Linked DNA regions of Homo sapiens: region 1 is linked to region 2. Evidence: chromatin loops called from intact Hi-C (ENCODE). Cell type or tissue: GM12878. All regions are shown on one strand. Each heading gives the region's core, and the rest is flanking DNA. Links, peaks and the distances in the headings are about the cores only. Region 1 has its middle 25 kb from the start of KPNA2. Region 2 overlaps LOC105371870 (a long non-coding RNA gene).

Evidence for each region. A loop is a pair of places that touch in the nucleus more often than their neighbours do. Peaks named below come from ENCODE experiments on the same cell type or tissue, not always from the same donor. Only the 100,000 strongest peaks of a DNase experiment are listed, where the experiment ranks them.
Region 1: it touches region 2 in a loop (2.1-fold over the local background); 9 of 110 quality-filtered maps call a loop at or near these places.

What each region holds. Positions count from the first base shown.
Region 1 is chr17:68,055,789-68,065,273 of GRCh38, forward strand. No RefSeq gene overlaps it. Among named protein-coding and RNA genes, the nearest start is that of KPNA2, 25 kb to the left of the region's middle. In GM12878, for the core only: a CTCF peak has its summit at 1,860 (motif pointing right); a DNase peak (open chromatin) is centred at 4,793.
Region 2 is chr17:68,167,299-68,176,783 of GRCh38, forward strand. All of the region lies in intron 1 of LOC105371870 (a long non-coding RNA gene), which reads left to right. Among named protein-coding and RNA genes, the nearest start is that of LINC00674, 70 kb to the left of the region's middle. RefSeq lists an enhancer at 2,272-2,771. In GM12878, for the core only: a CTCF peak has its summit at 5,294 (motif pointing right); a DNase peak (open chromatin) is centred at 5,314.

The DNA of each region.
Region 1 (9,485 bases), core at 1,085-9,084, 110 kb before region 2:
TTTATGAACCTTGTTCACCCTTACAACAACTTATTCTCCTAGATTCCTCCCTTTCTATTGTCTTTATTATAATAAGGTACAACTTTTTAATTTAATTTTTTTTTGAGACGAGTCTTGTTCTGTCGACCACGTTGGAGTGCAGTGGTGCGATATCAGCACGCTGCAACTTCCACCTCCCAGGTTCAAGGGATTATCCTGCCTCAGCCTCCCAAGTAGCTGGGACTACAGGTGCCCGACACCATGCCTGACTAATTTTTGCATTTTTAGTAGAGACGGGATTTCACCATGTTGGCCAGGCTGGACTCGAACTTCTGACCTCAGGTGATCCGCCCATCTTGGCTTCCCAAAGTGTTGAGATTACAGGCGTGAGACACCACACCTGGCCTTATGTGCAATTTGTATTCAGTAATGAGTGTGAAGTGCTGTAATCTGAAGCGTGCCGCTCAATGCTTTTTTTTTTTTCCCAGACAAGGTCTCACTCTGTCATCCAGGCTGGAGTTCAGTGGTGCAATCTTGGCTCACTGCAACCTCTGCCTCCCGGCTTCAAGTGATTCTTGTGCCTCAGCCTCATGAGTATGTGGGATTACAGGCCCAAGTCACAATGCCCAGCTAATTTTTGTATTTTTAGTAGAGATTGGGTTTCGCCATATTGCTCAGGCTGGTCTTGAACTCCTGGACTCAAGTGACCCTCCTGCCTCAGTCTCCCAAAGTGCTGGGATTACAGGAGTGAGCCACTGTACCCAGCCACTCAATGCATTTTTACCTACATGGACACCCAGGTAACCACCATCCAGATAAAGACATGGAACATTTCAGCTGAGTGCGGTGGCTCACTCCTATAATCCCAGCACTTTGAGAGGCCAAAGCAGGAGGATTGCTTGAGTCCAGGAGTTCAAGACCAGCCTGGGCAACATGACAAAACCCCGTCTCTACAAAATACAAAAATTAGCCAGGCGTGGTGGTGTGCACCTGTAGTCCCAGCTACTTGGGAGGCTGAGGTGGGAGGATCGCTTGAGCCAGGGAGGTCAAGGCTGCAGTGAGCTGAGATTGCACCACTGGACTCCAGCCTGGGTGATACAGTGAGACTCTATCTCAAAAAAAGAAAAAGAAAACTAATGTGCCTCCTTTATCTAAAACACCAATATTAAGAACAACGATATTTCTAAAAATTCAGAGCTAGGTGTCAAAATGAATTCACCCCAGAGTGCACCAGGCATCGTCAGATTCTCTTCACTAGATTCAACCCCCAGGGCTCCTAAGTGGCTTCCAACCTGTGCTGTGGATGGACAGTGAGTGAATGCTTTTGGCTTTACATAGGAACGGTGAGGACCGGGTGCGGTGGCTCACGCCTGTAATCCCAGCACTTTGGAAGGCTGAGGTGGGCAGATCACCTGAGGTCAGGAGTTCGTGACCAGCCTGATCAACATGGCGAAACCCTATCTCTACTAAAAATACAAAAAGTAGCCAGACATGGTGGCAGGGGCCTGTAATCCCAGCTACTTGGGAGGCTGAGGCAGGAGAATCACTTGAACCTGCGAGGCGGAGGTTGCAGTGAGCTGAGACCATGCCATTACACTCCAGCCTGGGCAACAAGAGAGAAACTCCGTCTCAAAAAACAAACAAACGAACAAAAAATGGGAAGGGTGAGAACAAATGTTTTTCCTTCTAATAGTTTAGAAAGACAGAAAGTGGAAGTTATTGGTTCACACACACACACACATCAACAAAGTATTTGTTTTCTCATGGTGTGCCAAGATTTTATGCATGTCAAAAATATGAACACAGGGCATAGGGTTTGCTATGAAAAGCAACAGGGGGAGACTGAGTTCTGTGTGTTGTGGGCGAGGGAGGTATAGTATTTGTGAAAGCTGAAGACTCCCTCCTGACTGGAAAACCGCCACAGGGAGGCAGTAGAGCTTAGTGGCAAATAGCATTGGCTCTGGAATCAGATTTGAATTTCAATCCAGCTCTGACACCTAATAGCTGTGTGACGTCCAGCAAGTTGCTTAACTGCTCTGTGCCTCACTTTTCAACTCAGCAAAATGAGGATAAAACTAGTATCTAACTCCTACCAGTGCTTTAAAGGTGATTTGAATACGCAGCTCAACAAGTAAGCTCTCAGTCAGTGTTAGTTTACAAAGCAGGAGTTTAAGGGGGCAACTAATTTCATTTCAGATAGATAGATAGATAGATAGATGATAGATAGATAGATGGATCTTGGATAAATAGATTTTTTTTGAGAGCATAATATTTTTCAAGCTGTGCCAAATGGTTTAACCCAAAATCTAAACAGTTGCTCAAACAGCCTTTTTCCAGCCTCCACCTACAATCATGTCCCCTTCTGATCATAGAGCAGATTTCAACAGCTCCTTCAGAGAAACCAGGCCCTCCACAATGTTATTCTTCTACCTCTTTCTTGTCATGCAAAGGATGTATAATTTGTTCCATTTCACTCTCTCTCTCTTTCTTTTTCTTTCTTTTTTTTTTTTTTTTGAGACAGGGTCTCAGTTCGTTACCCAGACTGGAGTGCAGTGGAGCAATCATGGTTTAATACAGCCTCCACCTCCTGCCCTTAGCAATCCTCCCACCTCAGCCTACCGAGTAGCTGGGACTACAGGTGTGCACCACCATAGCTGGCTAATTTTTATATTTTTTTGTAGAGACAGGGTCTCATTATGTTGCCCAGGCTGGTCTTGGTCTTGAACTTCTGGCCTCAAGCAATCCTCCTGCCTCAGCCTCCCAAAGTGTTGGGATTACAGGCGTGAGCCACTGAGCCCAGCCCCATTTCACTCTTGAGTGTGGAAAACTTTCTTTTAGCCTTTGGGGTGACTATAGATAGACAGATGGAGATAGATAGATAGATGATGGAAATTTAGAATACATAATACCTATATATTCCAAATATATCTAATATATATGCATATGATAAATACATTATGATATATTATCATTACTTATACAATTTATTTTGGGTATTCTACTTGGAGTTTTACCTACAATTTCACCGAGATTAGGAGATCTGCTTTTTTCTGCTCTTTTTCATGTTCAAAGTTTCAAAGTAAGAGCTTAATGTGAAAGCTCCCAATGTTGCGTGTCCATTAATTACACTGAGTGTCTAAGCTTGGGAGAGGGGGAGTAGTAAGCTCTTGGCTGGTGGTTAAACAGGTTATTGGAGGCATGTAGGGGATTGATAACATTTCTGGAGGAGGAAGGGGTGAGTTGGATGTGTAGGGATCCCACTGATCAGATGGGAGGAATTTAGATTTAATCCCTGATTGGATTGTAGTTCACCAGCTGGGACTGCAGGCTGGTTTATAGCAGTGGATTCCATGTTGATGGAATATCAGACTCCTTGCTTCTGAAAGGAGTGAGAGAAACTGCATGAAGGGGCTGGGCGTGGTGGCTCATGCCTGTAATCCCAGCACTTTGGGAGGCTGAGACAGGCAGATCGCCTGAGGTCAGGAGTTTGAGACCAGCCTGACCAACACAGTAAAACCCATACAAAAAAGTATTCAGGCGTGGTGGCAGGCACCTGTAGTCCCAGCTACTTGGGAGGCTGAGGCAGGAGAATCGCTTGAACCTGGGAGGCAGAGGTTGCAGTGAGCCGAGATCGTGCCACTGCACTCCAGCCTGGGCAACAAGAGCAAAACTGCATCTCAAAACAAAAAAGTCATTTTTACAGATGAGAAAACTGAGGCACAATGAGGTCAAATGATTTGCCAAGGTGTAACCAGTTTGTCTAATTTCACCTTCTCCGAAGGACCAAGGCGGATGGTGTCCCGGGCTTTTGCTTTGTAGGGGCTCCTGGACAAGGGCTTTTTTTTTTTTTTTTGAGACAGAGTCTCTCTCTGTCTCCCAGGCTGGAGTGCAGTGGCACGATCTTGGCTCACTGTAACCTCCTGGGTTCAGGCAATTCTCCTGCCTCAGCCTCTCAAGTAGCTGGGACTACAGGCATGCACCACCACACGGGGCCAATTTTTGTATTTTTAGTAGACACGGGGTTTCACCATATTGGCCAGGCTGGTTTTGAGCCCCTGACCTTGTGATCCGCCCGCCTCGACCTCCCAAAGTGCTGGGATTAGAGGTGTGAGCCATCAAGCCCAGCCGGCCAAGGGCTTTTGACAGCGGACAAGTGGGCCCACGGAAGCGGACTCCCCAGGAACACCCTGGAGGGCGCTGGAGGAGAGCAAGCTGGTTGCATGTGGCAAAGGGGCAACGTCCTTTTCTGTAAGTTTGGGGACAGCAAGAGGTGAGTTCAGGGTAGGAAGCTGAGGTCTCTACAAGGTGCTGGCCAGGATGTGGGCCTCAGGGCTCTCTCCAGAATGAATCTGCTCGCTGCTGTCTGCTGCCGATTTATTTATTTATGAGGCAGAGTCTCGCTCTGTCGCCCAGGCTGGAGTGCAGTGGCACGATCATGGCTCACTGAAACCTCTGTCTCCTGGGCTCAAGTGATCCTCCTGCCTCAGCCTCCCAGATAGCTGGGACTACAGGTGTGTGCCACCATGCTCAGCTAATTAAAAATTTTTTTTTGTAGAGATTGGGTTTCACTATATTGTCCAGGCTGGTCTCAAACTCCTGGGCTCAAGTGATCCCCCTGCCTTGGCCTCCCAAAGTGCTGGGATAACAGGTGTGAGCTGTTGTGCCTGGCCATGGTGCCACTTACTGAAGAGGAAAGAACTAACGCTGAGCAGAGAAAGGGCTGTACCCAGGTGGTTTTGAAAGGTGCTTTCCTGGTGTGTTTCACCTCCACCCAACAACTATTCTTTGAGCCTTTAATATGGGCCTGGGAAGGAAAATAGTATTTACCACAAACCATACCCTTCTCTGATATGCATTACCCCTCCGAATTCTCACAAATACCTGAGAGGCAGGGCAAGAATTCTGCTTTTACAGAAGAAGGAGCTGAGGCTAAGAGAGGTTAAGGAAGCTATTTAGTGTCACACAGCCACCAAATAACAAAACTGGAAAGTCATCTGTGGTCTGCCTGCCACTTGCCTCGAATTGCCAGGGATAGTACTAATTGCTGGAATACAAATCCTAGAGGAAAGCCTTCTTTTCCTAAAACTTTTTTTTTAGACAGAGTCTTGCTCTGTCACCCAGGCTGGAGTGCAGTGGTGTGATCTTGGATCACTGTAACCTCCACCTCCCAGGTTCAAGTGATCCTCCTGCCTCAGCCTCCTAAGTAGCTGGGACTACAGGCACACACCACCATGCCCAATTAATTTTTGTATTTTTAGTACAGACAAAGTTTCACCATGTTGGCCAGGATGGTCTTGAACTCCTGACCTCAGGTGTTCCACCTGCCTTGGCCTCCCAAAGTGCTGGGATTATAGGTGTAAACCACTACGCCTGGCCTAGAGGAAAGTCTTTTTCTCCTAAAAATCTTTTTGAGACAAAATCTCGCTCTGTCACCTAGGCTGGAGTGCAGTGGCACGATCTTGACTCACTGCAACCTCTGCCTCCCGAGTTCAAGTGATCCTCCTACCTCAGCCTCCCAAGTAGCTGGGGCTACAGGCTAACTTTAAATACCCAATAGACGAGAGAAGGCTGGAGTCCAAATGACCGGTAGGAATGGTGGACGCTGATTGCGAGCTTTTTGGCACTGTGGCTGGGCCCGATACTCAGTAACTCTAGTAGGCCAACCATGACCCCTTAAGGAGGAACTGTTGTTTCCATTTTATAGCAGGGGAAACTGAGGCTCATAGAAGTTAAGAAAGTTGTTCCAGATCCTACAGCAAGCCATTGTCTCTTCCCAGCCAAGGGAGACATTACACGAAGCACAAACAAGCCCTGTGGGTGGACATGGTGACATTTGGCACGTGTGCAGTCTCAGTCTCGTTCAAGGGCCTGAAATGAGTCATCTACAAATCAAAGAACCAGCCTCTCCGGACACAGAATGAGGCTGGTTTGTACATTAGGAGGAGCTGGACCCAGATAATGTGGTTCCAAGCAGAGAAGATAGCCTTATTCCAATTGCGTCCCCTCTGCAAGCCCTTGGGAGCTGCCCAGGCCCAGTGACCCATGGAAGAGAGGATGCTGTGCCCTAGTGTCCAAGCAGCACGGCTTGGCTCAGTCCACTGGGCTTCTTCCAGCTCACGAACCTGTTTGTTTTTACCCTTCAATGTGAACCAGATGTGGGCACCTTGCTCTCCAGGAGGTCCCTCACCCGTACCCCCCCTACCAGGCATCATTGGCAGCCACAGCTGATGGACCAGCCTCCTCCCTGCTCTCCGGCCTCTCTCACCCCCATAGCCCCTCCCTCACTGCACCTCCTGCACCTTCCCTTCCCCCAGCACGATTTGAAACAGGAAATGACACTGGGCAGATCTCAAAAGTCCATATGTCCTGGACACTCTCTCTAGGAATTTCCTGGGCCTCCAGCTTGCTCTGTGTCATGTCCTTCCCACTCACAGTATCTGGGGGGAAAGAAGTGCTAAAGGAAAATGAGAGTGAGCATCCCTCGTCCCCAGTGCTATCTTATCCCATTGTGATCTTGGGCAAGTGATTTATCTATGTCTGCATGGACTCATGAATGCAATAGGTTATAATCCATGACTCTCACTATTCACTGTAATAATTAAATTATTCCCAGGCCGGGCACAGTGGCTCATGCATGTAATCCCAGCACTTTGGGAGGCTGAGGCGGGTGGATCACTTGAGGTCAGGAGTTTGAGACCAGCGTGGCCAACATGGTGAGACCCCGTCTCTACTAAAAATACAAAAATTAGCCAGGTGTGGTGGCACACACCTGTAGTCCCAGCTACTCTGGAGGCTGAGGCAGGAGAATCCATTGAACCTGGGAGGCAGAGGTTGCAGTGAGCTGAGATTGCACCACTGCACTCCAGCCTGGGCAACAGAGTGAGACTCCATCTCAAAAATAATAATAATAATAATAATAATAATAATTCCCAGTTTGGCCAGTGGGAACCCACTCAAGCTCGCAGCTGTGCCCTTTTTTGGTGACCCATCATTCTTTGAGCTTTTTAGTACAAGCTGTTATAGAAGCATCCGTATGTTTTTTGTCCTAGCCCTGGAATCAGTCTGTTCTCCAAAGATCCTGGTTCTCCTTTTTGAAAATGGTATTTAGAAGTCAAGATCTGGATGCTACATGTGCTCATTGCCACTAGGATGAGGCTGTTCCTTGTCCCTCTCAGTGGATACAGCTGGGGAATGTAGATGTGTACACACACATGCACACGCACATATACAATCAGTCACATCTGTGTTGATTTCTTTATTATTTTAAGAAATTGTGAGTTGGGTGCAGTGGCTCACACCTGTAATCCCAGCACTTTGGGAGGCCGAGTTGGGCAGATCACCTGAAGTCAGGAGTTCGAGACCAGCCTGGCCAACATGGTGAAACCCTGTCTCTACTAAAAATACAAAAATTAGCCGGGCATGATGGTGGGTGCCTGTAATCCCAGCCGCTCGGCAGGCTGAGGCAGGAGAATCGCTTGAACTTGGGAGATGGAGGTTGCAGTGAGCCAAGATTGCACCATTGCACTCCAGCCTGAGCAACAGAGCGAGACTCTGTCTTAAAAAAAAAAGAGAGAGAGAGAAAAGAAAGTGTGGTAAAATACATATAATATAAAATTTTAACTATTTTTATTTGGCAATCTTAACTGTTTTTATTTTTATTTAACTTTTATTTTTATTTTTTGAGACGGAGTCTCACTCTGTCACCCAGGCTGGAGTGCAGCGATGCGATCTCAGCTCATGGCAATCTCCACCTCCCAGGCTCAAGCAATCCTCCCACCTCAGCCTCCCAAGTAGCTGGGACTACAGGTGCACCCCACCATGCCTGGCTAGTTTTGCATTTTTTCACCGTGTTGGCCAAGCTGGTCTTGAACTCCTGACCTCAGGTGATCCACCTGCTTCAGCCTCCTAAAGTGCTGGGATTATGGGTGTCAGCCTCTGTACCCTGCCCCATCATTTTTATTTTATTATTTATTGTTTATTATTATTATTATTTTAAGATGGAGTCTCGCTCTTGTCGCCCAGGCTGGAGTGCAATGGCACAATCTCCACTCACTGTAACCTCTGCCTCCCTGGTTCAAGTTATTCTCTTGCCTCAGCCTCCCAAGTAGCTGGGATTACAGGCGCGTGCCACCATGCCTGGCTAATTTTTTGTATTTTTAGTAGAGATGAGGTTTCACCATGTTGGCCAGGCTGGTTTCAAACTCTCAGCCCTCAGTGATCTGCCCACCTCAGCCTTCCAAAGTGCTGGAATGACAGGGGTGAGCCACTGAGCCCGGCTGTTTTGTTTTTTGGTTTTTTTTTTTTGAGAAGGAGTCTCGCTTTGTCACCCAAGCTGGACTTCAGTGGCACGATCTCGGCTCATTGCAACCTCTGTTTCCCAGGTTCAAGTGATTCGCTTGCCTCAGCCTCCTGAGTAGTGGGATTACAGGTGCGTGCCACTAGGCCCAGCTAACTTTTGTATTTTTAGTAGAGGCGGGGTTTCACCATGTTGGCCAGGCTGGTCTCAAACTCCTGACCTCAAATGACCCACCCATCTTGGCCTCCCAGAGTGCTGGGATTACAGGTGTGAGCCACCTTGCCTGGCCTAGATCCATGATTTTTCAACTGGACTACACACTTTCTTCAGGTCTCAGCAGTTATCTTACTAATAATGGCCTCTTTCCCTTCCTGGACCTAATCCAGGACACCGTGGTGCGTTGAGTGTCCATGTCTCCTTAGTCTCTGCTGACTGGTGACAGTTTCTGGTCTTCTCATGATTAGACTGGGACTGCAGAATTTTGGGAAGAATACCTAAGAGATGAAGTGCCCTCATCCTATCACATCCGGGATGTGTGATATCAACATATATGAGTCATGTTGGAAAGATGGACAAATGGGGCTTCCAAAGCTGTTCATCACAGTCAGCGAATGGATTTGAACTGGGGCCATTCTGAGATGTGTGCTCGTTTCCTTAGTTTGAGAAAAAGAACTGTCTGGTGAGGAAAACAAGGAAAGACTTCCGGTACTGAAGCAACGGTGGGAGGTAGAAGTCTGCACCCAGATGAGGTCCTTCAGGTGGGGTGGATTTGCCACCTGTGGCCTCTTTCCCAGGACCTTGTCCAGTCTTGTCTTAGCTTCTCTCTGTCTGGTGCAAGTGGCACTATCTTTTATCCATTACATGGGATTGTCTGGTCTTTGTGCCACTAGTGCAAAGATGAAAATAATCTAATAATCCATCAAAAATGCATGTTTCATGAGAATTCAAGTTATACAAGAGTCTTATACTATGCCAACCAGCAGTCATAGGTCATTTGTACCCTCCTCCCTGCCCTCCCTGCAACCCTGCCTTCAGAGCTCTTACCAGTTCTTGGAGCCCCTCCCAGTGGGATGCCAGCAGAGGAGGCCATCCACATGGAATTGGCTTATGGCTGTTGGTGACACTGGCTTTCCTTTACCTGCTTGTGGACACCTTTGTCTCGTAGTCATCAGGAAAATCACTGTCACTGCATCAGAAACGCTGGAACATC
Region 2 (9,485 bases), core at 724-8,723:
TGTGGAGATGCCTGGGACAGAAAGCAGCAGCCGGACTCCAGAATCCCCCATGTTAATAGCTATTCTATGCTATGTCCCCGTCTTATTGCTGGCAACTCACCTCTCAGCTCAAGCATTGTGACATTACAGCAAGAAGTATTAATATAAATGACACAAAAGAAAAAAGAAACCATGGGGTTTTGTTTTATTAAGTAGGTAGGCATTGTACATGTGCAGGGTGGGAAATGATCAGGAGACAGGTATCCAATGAGCATCTGCCATGTATCAGGCACTGCGCAATGTTCCTTACATACCACGATCCCATTTAATCTTCAAAAAACACTGCAGAGGGCTACCACTGCCTTCCTTTTACACACGAAAAAACTGAGACTTAACAGTTGCTCATGGGAAGTTGAACCAAGAGTCAAAACAAAAGACTTTCAGGCCCCAAAGGCTGCACTGTTTCCACTGCACAAAGTTGTCTGCACTGTGAGCAACAGAGGAGAGGAAAGGGGACTAAAAACAAAAACCAAAAATCCCATAAATAAAATAAATGAACTGAGCCTTCAACCCAAAAAGTTATAAGGAGCAGAAGGAAAACATTTCCAAGGAAATCAGGAAGAAGCAAGCTTAAGAATAAAAGCATGACATGTGTATTTAATTGGATCCAGGGGAAACTATTGGGGTGAGATGTTAAAAACGGAGTTAGGAAATGACTGGAGAACTTGTGTATTACACTCCACTTCCTATGGACCTTGGGTCCTTCTCTGTAACACTAATGTTTGACTAAATTCTTCAAAGTTTCCTTGCAAGGAGACGGCCACTCTGAAGCCAAGGAGTTACCACCAACAGACTCCTTTAATAACAACACAATAGGTAAATTACCCCTGAAGGCAAATATAACTGATTATCTTATAGTAGCAGGTTTTAAAACCTTGTCTCAAAAGCATTGCTATGGGCCAGGCACAGTGGCTGACACCTATAATCTCAGCACTTTGGGAGGCTGAAGTGAGAGGATTGCTTGAGCACAGGAGTTCAAGACCAGCCTGGGCAATATAGTGAGATACTGTCTCTACAAAAAATAAAGTGAGGTAAATTAGTGGGGCATAGTGCTGTATGTCTATAGTTCCAGCTATCTGGAAGGCTGAGGTGGGAGGATCTCTTGAGCACAGAAGGTCAAGGCTGCAGTGAGCTATGATTGTGTGTCTGGAATTGGTGGGTTCTTGGTCTCACTGACTTCAAGAATGAAGCCACAGACCTTTGTGGTGAGTGTTATAGTTCTTAAGGTGGCACATCTGGAGTTTGTTCCTTCTGATGTTCAGATGTGTTTGGAGTTTCTTCTTTCTGGTGGGTTCGCGGTCTTGCTAGCTCAAGAGCGAAGCTGCAGTTCTTCACAGTGAGTGTTACAGCCATAAAAGCAGTGTGGACCTAAAGAGTGAGCAGTAGCAAGATCTATTGCAAACAACAAAACAACAAAGCCTCCACAGTGTTGAACAAGACGCGATGCAGGTTGCCACTGCTGGTTCAGGCAGCCTGCTTTTATTCTCTTATCTGGCCCCACCCACGTCCTGCTGATTGGTAGAGCTGAGTGGTCTGTTTTGACAGGACACTGATTGGTGTGTTTACAATCCTTGAGCTAGATATAAAGGTTCTCCACGTTCTTATCAGATTAGTTAGATACAGTTTTGACACACAGGGTCTCCAAGGCCTCACCAGAGCAGCTAGATACAGAGTGTCGATTGGTGCACTCACAAACCTTGAGCTAGACACAGGGTGCTGATTGGTGTGTTTACAAACCTTGCGCTAGATACAGAGTGCTGATTGGTGTATTTACAATCCTTGAGCTAGACATAAAGGTTCTCCAAGGCCCCACCAGAGCAGCTAGATACAGAGTGTCGATTGGTGCACTCATAAACCCTGAGCTAGACACAGGATGCTGATTGGTGTGTTTACAGTCTCTGAGCTAGACATAAAGACTCTCCACGTCCTTACCAGACTTAGAAGCCTAGCTGGCTTCACCTAGTGGATCCTGCACCGGGGTTGCAGGTGGAGCTGCCTGCCAGTCCTGCGCCATGCGCTCGCATTGCTCAGCCCTCGGGCGGTAGATGGGACTGGGCGCCGTGGAGCAGGGGGCGGCGCTCCTCGGGGAGGCTCCAGCTGCACAGGAACTTACGGAGGCGGGGGAAGGCTCAGGCATGGCGGGCTGCAGTCCTGAGGCTTGCCTTGAGGGAAGGCAGCTAAGGCCCGGCGAGAAATTGAGCGCAGCGCCGGTGGGCTGGCACTGCTGGGGAACCTAGTACGCCTTCCGCAGCCGCTGGCCCGGGTGCTAAGTCCTTCATTGCCCAGTGCCGGCAGGGCCGGCCGGCTGCTCTGAGTGCGGGGCTGCCAAGCCTACGCCTACCCGGAACTCCAGCTGGCCCGCAAGCGCGGCACGCAGCCCCGGTTCCCGCTCGCGCCTCTCTCTCCACACCTCTTTGCAAGCTGAGAGAGTGGGCTCCGGCCTTGGCCAGCCCAGAAAGGGGCTCCTACGGTGCAGCGGTAGGCTGAAGGGCTCCTCAAGTGCCGCCAAAGTAGGATCCCAGGCAGAGGAGGCGCCGAGAGCGAGCGAGGGCTGTGAGGACTGCCAGCATGCTGTTACCTCTCAATTGCACCACTGCACTCCCCACCCTGGGTGACAGAACGAGATCCTGTCTCAAGAAAGCATTGCTAAACACTTTCTTCCATAAAATTATATTTTGCCCTGAGGGAGGCCCCCAGCCAGACTGTGAAGTGCCACCTCCTGCTGCTGGCCCCTGAGGGTAGCGGGCAAGGAAGGAGCATGTCTCTGCTGTGGGAAGTGCCAGGGAAAAGCCCCTGGATTGGGTCACCATGAAACGCAAAGTGGGTGAAATACAAACATACCTTTGAAAGACAAATACGGACCTTAGTGAATGAGTCTGGGTCATGGCTGGACCGGAGAAATCCCAGGGTGAGCCAGCCCAAACACACCATCCATGGAATAAAAAAAGGAACTGCTACTCCAATGGTCAGCCCTGTGAGAAACGCATCCTTCCATCCAGCTAAAATCTGCCTGTGTCCATCTTGTCTGCTCAACACCAGTCCCCATGCTTTGGGACACAGAGCACTGTACCCTCCTGCATGGAATGGCCAGCCACTGGGCTTCAGAGCCAAACAAACCTGGGCTCAAAGGCCAGCCCTGACTCTCTGTTGTGTGATGTCCGGCATAATGGTGCTAGTAGTTGATGTGCCCATCTGCCCCACCTCTGCCTGGCTGTACTTGTAGCTAGTACATGTATACTATATATGTGCCCGACTGTTTCATTGTATGTTCCAGGATGGTCATGCCTGAGTTTTTTTTTTTTTTTTTTTTGGTGGGGGGAATCTCACTCTATTGCCCAGGCTGGAGTGCGGTAGCACGATCACGGCTCACTGAAGCCTCAAATCCCTAGCCTTAAGTGATCTACCTATCTCAGCCTCCTGAGTAGCTGGGACTACCGACCTGCACCACCAAGCCTGGCTAATTTTTTAAAATTTTTGTAGAGGTTGAGGAGGGAGGGGCTCTGTTGCCCAGGCTAGTCTCGAACTCCTGGACTCAAGTGATCCACCTGCCTCGGCACTGGGATTACAAGTGTGAGCCATCACACCCAGCTTCCCTGAGCCTTTATACAGAACTCGCCTTTGAGTTAGGTTCTGTTGTATATTCTAGTTAGGGCATTATATTGATTTTTTAAATTACTATCATTCTGAATTAATAACAAATTGTGGTACATTCATACAGTGGAATAGAACTCAGCAATAAAAAGTAATGAGGGGAGGTGGGGATGGTTAATGGGTACCAAAAAAAAAAAAAAAACCTGATTGAGTAAGTCCTAGTATTTGAGAGCACAATAGGGTGGCTATAATCAATAATAATTTAATTATATATTTAAAAATAACTAATGGCTGGGCATGCTGGCTTACGCCTGTAATGCCAGCACTTTGGGAGACAGAGGCAGGTGGATCACCTGATGTCAGGAATTCGAGACTAGTCTGACCAACATGGTGAAACCCTGTCTCTACTAAAAATACAAAATTAGCTGGGCCTAGTGGCACGTGCCTGTAATCTCAGCTATTTGGGAGGCCGAGGCAGAAGAAATGCTTGAACCCAGGAGGCAGAGGTTGCAGTGAGCCAAGATAGCACCACTGCACTCCAGCCTGGGCAACAAGAGTGAAACTCCATCTCAAAAATAAATAAATAAATGAAAATAAAAATAAGAGTATATAATTGGATTGTTTGTAACACAAAGGATAAATGCTTGAGGGTCTGGAAACCCCATTTTCCATGATGTGATTATTATGCACTGCATTCCTGTATCAAAACATCTCAGGTATCCCAGAAATACATACGCTTACAATGTACCCACAAAAACTATAATTAAAAATTTAAAAAGTAATGAACTGTTGGCACACAAAACAACATGGATAAATCTCAAAATAATTATGGTGAGTGAAAGAAGCCTGACAAAAAAAAGTACACACTGTATGATTCCATGTCTAGAAAGCACTAGAAAATATAAACTAACCTATGATGACAGAAAGCAGATCAGGGTCAGGCATGGTGGCTCACACCTGTAATCCCAGTGCTTTGGGAGGCGGATCACATGAGGTCAGGAATTCGAGACCAGCCTGGCCAAAGTGGTGAAACCCAGTCTCTACTAAAAATACAAAAATTAGCCAGGCATGGTGTCGGGCACCTGTAGTCCCAGCTATTTGGGAGGCTGAGGCAGGAGAATTGTTTGAACCTGGGAGGCAGAGTTTGCAGTGAGCCAAGATCGCGCCACTGCACTCCGGCCTGGGTGACAGAGCGAGACTCCGTCTCAAAAAAAAAAGGAAAAAAGAAAAAGAAAGCAGATCAGTAGTTGTTTGGGGGTGATGGGGAAGTAGAAAGGGCAGAAAGCAGGATCACCGGGGGTAATGAGGAAACTTTTTGAGAGGATGGATATCTTCACTATCTTGAATGTGATGATTTGAGCTGTATACCAAGGGTCAGATACCAAATTGTAATCTCGGTATATGCACAGTTTATTATATGTCAGTACCTCAGTAAATCTGCCTAAAATGTTTAAAAATTACTGTAATTATACAAAATACATTTTATGAAAAGGAAGTCATGAATGGAGCATGGTTGAGAACCCCAGCATCAGGTAGATTCAGAAGGAAGTCATGAGTGGAGCATGGTTGAGAACCCCAGCATCAGGTAGATTCAGAAGTGGGGAAAAGCATCTCCCACTTCCCCTTCTTCAGGCCAGCGTGCTGTGCAATTTATCCAGTGGCCACTAGAGGACAGCAGCGACTCATGTACAGGAAGTCGGCGTTTCAGGGTTTCAATACTAAGAATTCCCTGCTCTGTGCTCCCTATCCTGGGAGGTGGGCGTTAATACCCCCATAATACTCAGTTAGAGCTGAGACTTGGGACTCGGTTTCTGGCTCCTGATTCCATCTTGTTGGTCCCCCAACACCAGGAGCACAGGGAGGTCGCCCAGACTATAGCGCAGTTGGCACTATCTCAGCTCACTGCAACCTCTGCCTCCCAGGTTCGAGCAGTTCTCCTGTCTCAGCCTCCTGAGTAGCTGGGATTACAGGCGAGTGCCAACACGCCCGGCTAATTTTTCCATTTTTAGTAGCGATGGGGTTTCACCATGTTGGCCAGGCTAGTTTCAAACTCCTGACCTCAAGTGATCTGCCTGCCTCAGCCTCCCAAAGTGCTGGGATTACAGGCATGAGCCACCGTGCCTGGCTGACAACACTCTTACTAAATTAACTGCAGAGAGGTTTAAGAAACGCCTAAAGAATCTGGTGTGGTGGCTTACGCCTGTAATCCCAACACTTTGGGAGGCCAAGGTGGGCGGATCACTTGAGCCCAGGAGTTCAAGACCAGCCTGGGCAACATGGCAAGACCCCTTCTCTACAAAAAAAATTACAAAAATTAGCCGGGCATGGTGGTGCGTGCCTGTAGTCCCAGCTACTCAGGAGCTTGAGGGAGGAGGATCCCTTGAGCCTGGGAGTTCAAGGCTGCCGTGAGCTATGATGGCACCACAGCCTGGGTGTGAGAGTGACACCCAGTCTCAAAAAAAATAATTGTGGACACACATTGAACCCTCCCAGTGGGTGAGGCATGATGCCAAACACTGTATGAAGGGAATCATCTCATCTTCACAGCATTGTTACTAAATAAGCTGCAGAAAGGTTAAGAAACACCCAAAGTCATAGAGCTGGTAGGAGGCAGTGCAAGGATTTGCATCCAGATTTGACACTAACACGTGGGCCTCGCTACTGCTCTGTAGTACCCACTTAAACGGAAGTGTCCTTCTCGATTATTTAGTTCATGTGTTACACTCGTTGGTGTTGGTAGCAGATGGTTGGTATTGTAGTTCAGCTTTCTGGAGAAAGCTTGTCAGGCTTCAAGAGAATGTTTAGCATCTGTGATGGTCCATGAGGGAGGTTCCCCTCTCCACCCCTTCACCACTTTACATGGAGCATTTACAGTGTGTGAGTTTCCATGCTAAGGATGATACTTTCATGATGACAGTGTCTGAAGGGCAGGTGGGCAGAGGCCAGCAACATGGAACTGAGGGGTCAGTGATGCAGGAATCCAGTGACATTGTTTATTTGCACTCACTTAAAAGGGTTTGTCAAACACAGCCCAACTCAACTGGAGTCCTGAGAAGGTGACCAGACCAGGATGGAGGCCCAGGGAACTCACCAGAAGTCCCCATGCATCAGAACAAGGTCGAAGCATCCTGGTGAGTAGATAACACGTGCCCATGCTTTGTGGGAGGAAGTCCTCCAGCAGTTTCTCTCCTTCCCCTTGGCTTTGACTCAGCCTACCTGGGATTATGCAGTTGGTTCTCCACTCCAGATGCCTCAGGGAGGTGACCCTTCCTGTTCTGGGTTCTGCAGAAACCAACAGCTCTGGGCTTGTGCCCATCAAGCACTCTTCTGCCCATTTTATACTCTTGTGGACGCATGGTGGTGTTGATACAAGCCCCGAATTAAAGGATCCATGGCTGCCCGTGACAAGACAAAGCAAAAGCAGGCCAGAGTTAAACAGGCCCCTTGGGTCCCTTCCTTCATTTCATAAATGGGAAAATCAAGGTCTGGGCAGGGAAAGGGACTCAGCCAAGGCCACATACACAGCACACTGATGGCCGAGCCGGGGTTAGGACTCCCAGCATACCCTGTAGACTTCTCTAATAATAGATAGGCTGCTTGGTTTTTCTTTATTAAGGGTTGGTTACACATTATCTCTCTCTGTCTTTCTTAAAACAATTATTCTTTAATATCTTTATATATTCAGTAAGTGTTCAAATTTCCAACTATTTTATGTCAAAAAGCATTTTCTAACATTTTTATTAAATCAAGATCCAAACAAGATGCACACAATATGATTAGTTGATGTCTCTTAAATCTCTTTTAATCCATGGATTCCTCTTTAATCTTTCTCTTTTTCCCTTTATTCTTTTTTATTTGCTTATTTTTTTCAGACGGAGTCTCGCTCTTGTTGCCCAGGCTGGAGCGCAATGGCGCGACCTCGGCTCACTGCAACCTCCGCCTCCTGGGTTCAAGTGATTCTTCTGCCTCAGCCTCCCCAGTAGCTGGGATTCTAGGTGTTCGCCACCAAGCCCAGATATATTTTTTTGTATTTTTAGTAGAGTTGGGGTTTTGCCATGTAGGCCAGTCTGCTCTCGAACTCCTGACCTCAAGTGATCTGCCTGCCTTGGCCTCCTAAAGTCCTGGGATTACAGGTGTGAGCCACTGCGCCTGGCACAGAAATGGTAATATTCTATCATCCTGTCTTCATTTATTAGCTGGATTACTTCTAAAGAGAAACTCCTCCTTGTTAACTATTCCATTACCTGGAGTCTTATCTCATCAATTCTGGGAAGATTCTGGGTACGTGGGATTATCCCCACTTCCATGTTAGGCCAGAGGTCAGAGGGGCTGAAGGAACTGTCACCAGCAGAAGAATTGGCTGGCCCAGCCAACCGACAAAATCATAATAAATAATTAAAAAGTGAAGGCTGGGTGTGGTGGCTCATACCTGTCATCCCAGCGCTTTGGGAGGCCTGAGCGGGAGGCTTGCTTGAGGCCAGGAGTTTGAGGCTGCAGTGACCTATGGTCACACCACTGCACTCCAGCCTGGGCAACAGAGTGAGACCCTGTCTCTAAAGAAATTAATAATCAAGTGGTTGTTTTAAGGCCCTAAATCCATCAGCAGCCCATGCATGGCAAAACCAGGCCTAGGGGCCCCTGGGCCCTTTCCTTCCTTCACAGGAGGTCAGACCTGCACAGAGTCATCAAGAGCATGCAGTTCAGCCTCGCCATGTGCAGATGGGGTGGCTGAGGACTGGGAGGTATAGTGACTCATCCAGGCCTGCGCACATCACCCAGGTCATGGGCATATCCTTAAAAGAAACTCCTGAAAATTCCTTGTGATGGGTTTCAGTGTCTTTGCTGGCTGGGCCTGATGTTCTCACTCTAAAGCCTGTGCCTGTAAGCACTTGCACTAGGCCCACCATTCGACCTGATCTTATTTCCTGTGGTGTTCTCAATGCTGATAACAAATGCTTGGTAAATATCTGTTGAAATGAATCAATGAATGAAGGAGGTGTTGTTTCTGTATGTCAGGAATGGGCTGCTCCTGGACCTCTCCACTGGGGAAGATACTGGAGGCATTGGGATGTCCACAGAGCAGCCATCCTGGTGGGCCCAGCGAAGGAGCCAAGGGCACAGGGATGAGTGGGAAGCAGAGAGTGGGAGGCAGGCAAGAGAGCTCACTCCAGGAAAGCAAGCAGAGTGGGAGACCTGCCCTCCACCCTGGCAAGGGTCCAGCCGAGGAACAGAATCCTGCTGGGTGGGGAGGCAGCATAGATGGGGTTCCAGCAGGTAGCAGGGACCAGCCACTGAGCTGGGGTGAGGGCAGAACTCCAGTTGCAGGATGGAGCAGGCCGGGCCCCCATCCTTACACTGGGCAAGTGACCAAGGTGAGAACTCAGGCCCAAGGAGCAAGTCAGAAGCCCTGTGTATCAGGTAGGATTCAGTTGGGTTGAGAAGAATGAAAACCCTCAAATATCATTGTCTCAAACAAGTTCAAAGCTCAGTTTCTCTCTCATGTTTAGCTGTCCTGAGGGAATCAATCCAGAGCCAACAGAGTGCTCCATGATGCAAAGGCTCCTGTCTTATTGCTCTGCCATCCACAAACATGACTTCTACCCCATGATACAATATGGCTGCTGGAGCTCAGCCTTTCCATGCTATATTCCAGGTATCAGGAAGGAGTATGGGAAGGAGAAGAGTACTCTCCTTTTTTTTTTTTAACAGCAATTCCCAGAACTGCACAGATGGTTTTCTTTACATTCTTTTGGCCAGAACTGAGTCACATGGCCATGTCTAGCTGCAAAGGAGGGTTGGAAATGTTGTCTTCTTTTCACGTATTCATGAGCCTAGCTAAAAATCAGAACCTGTAA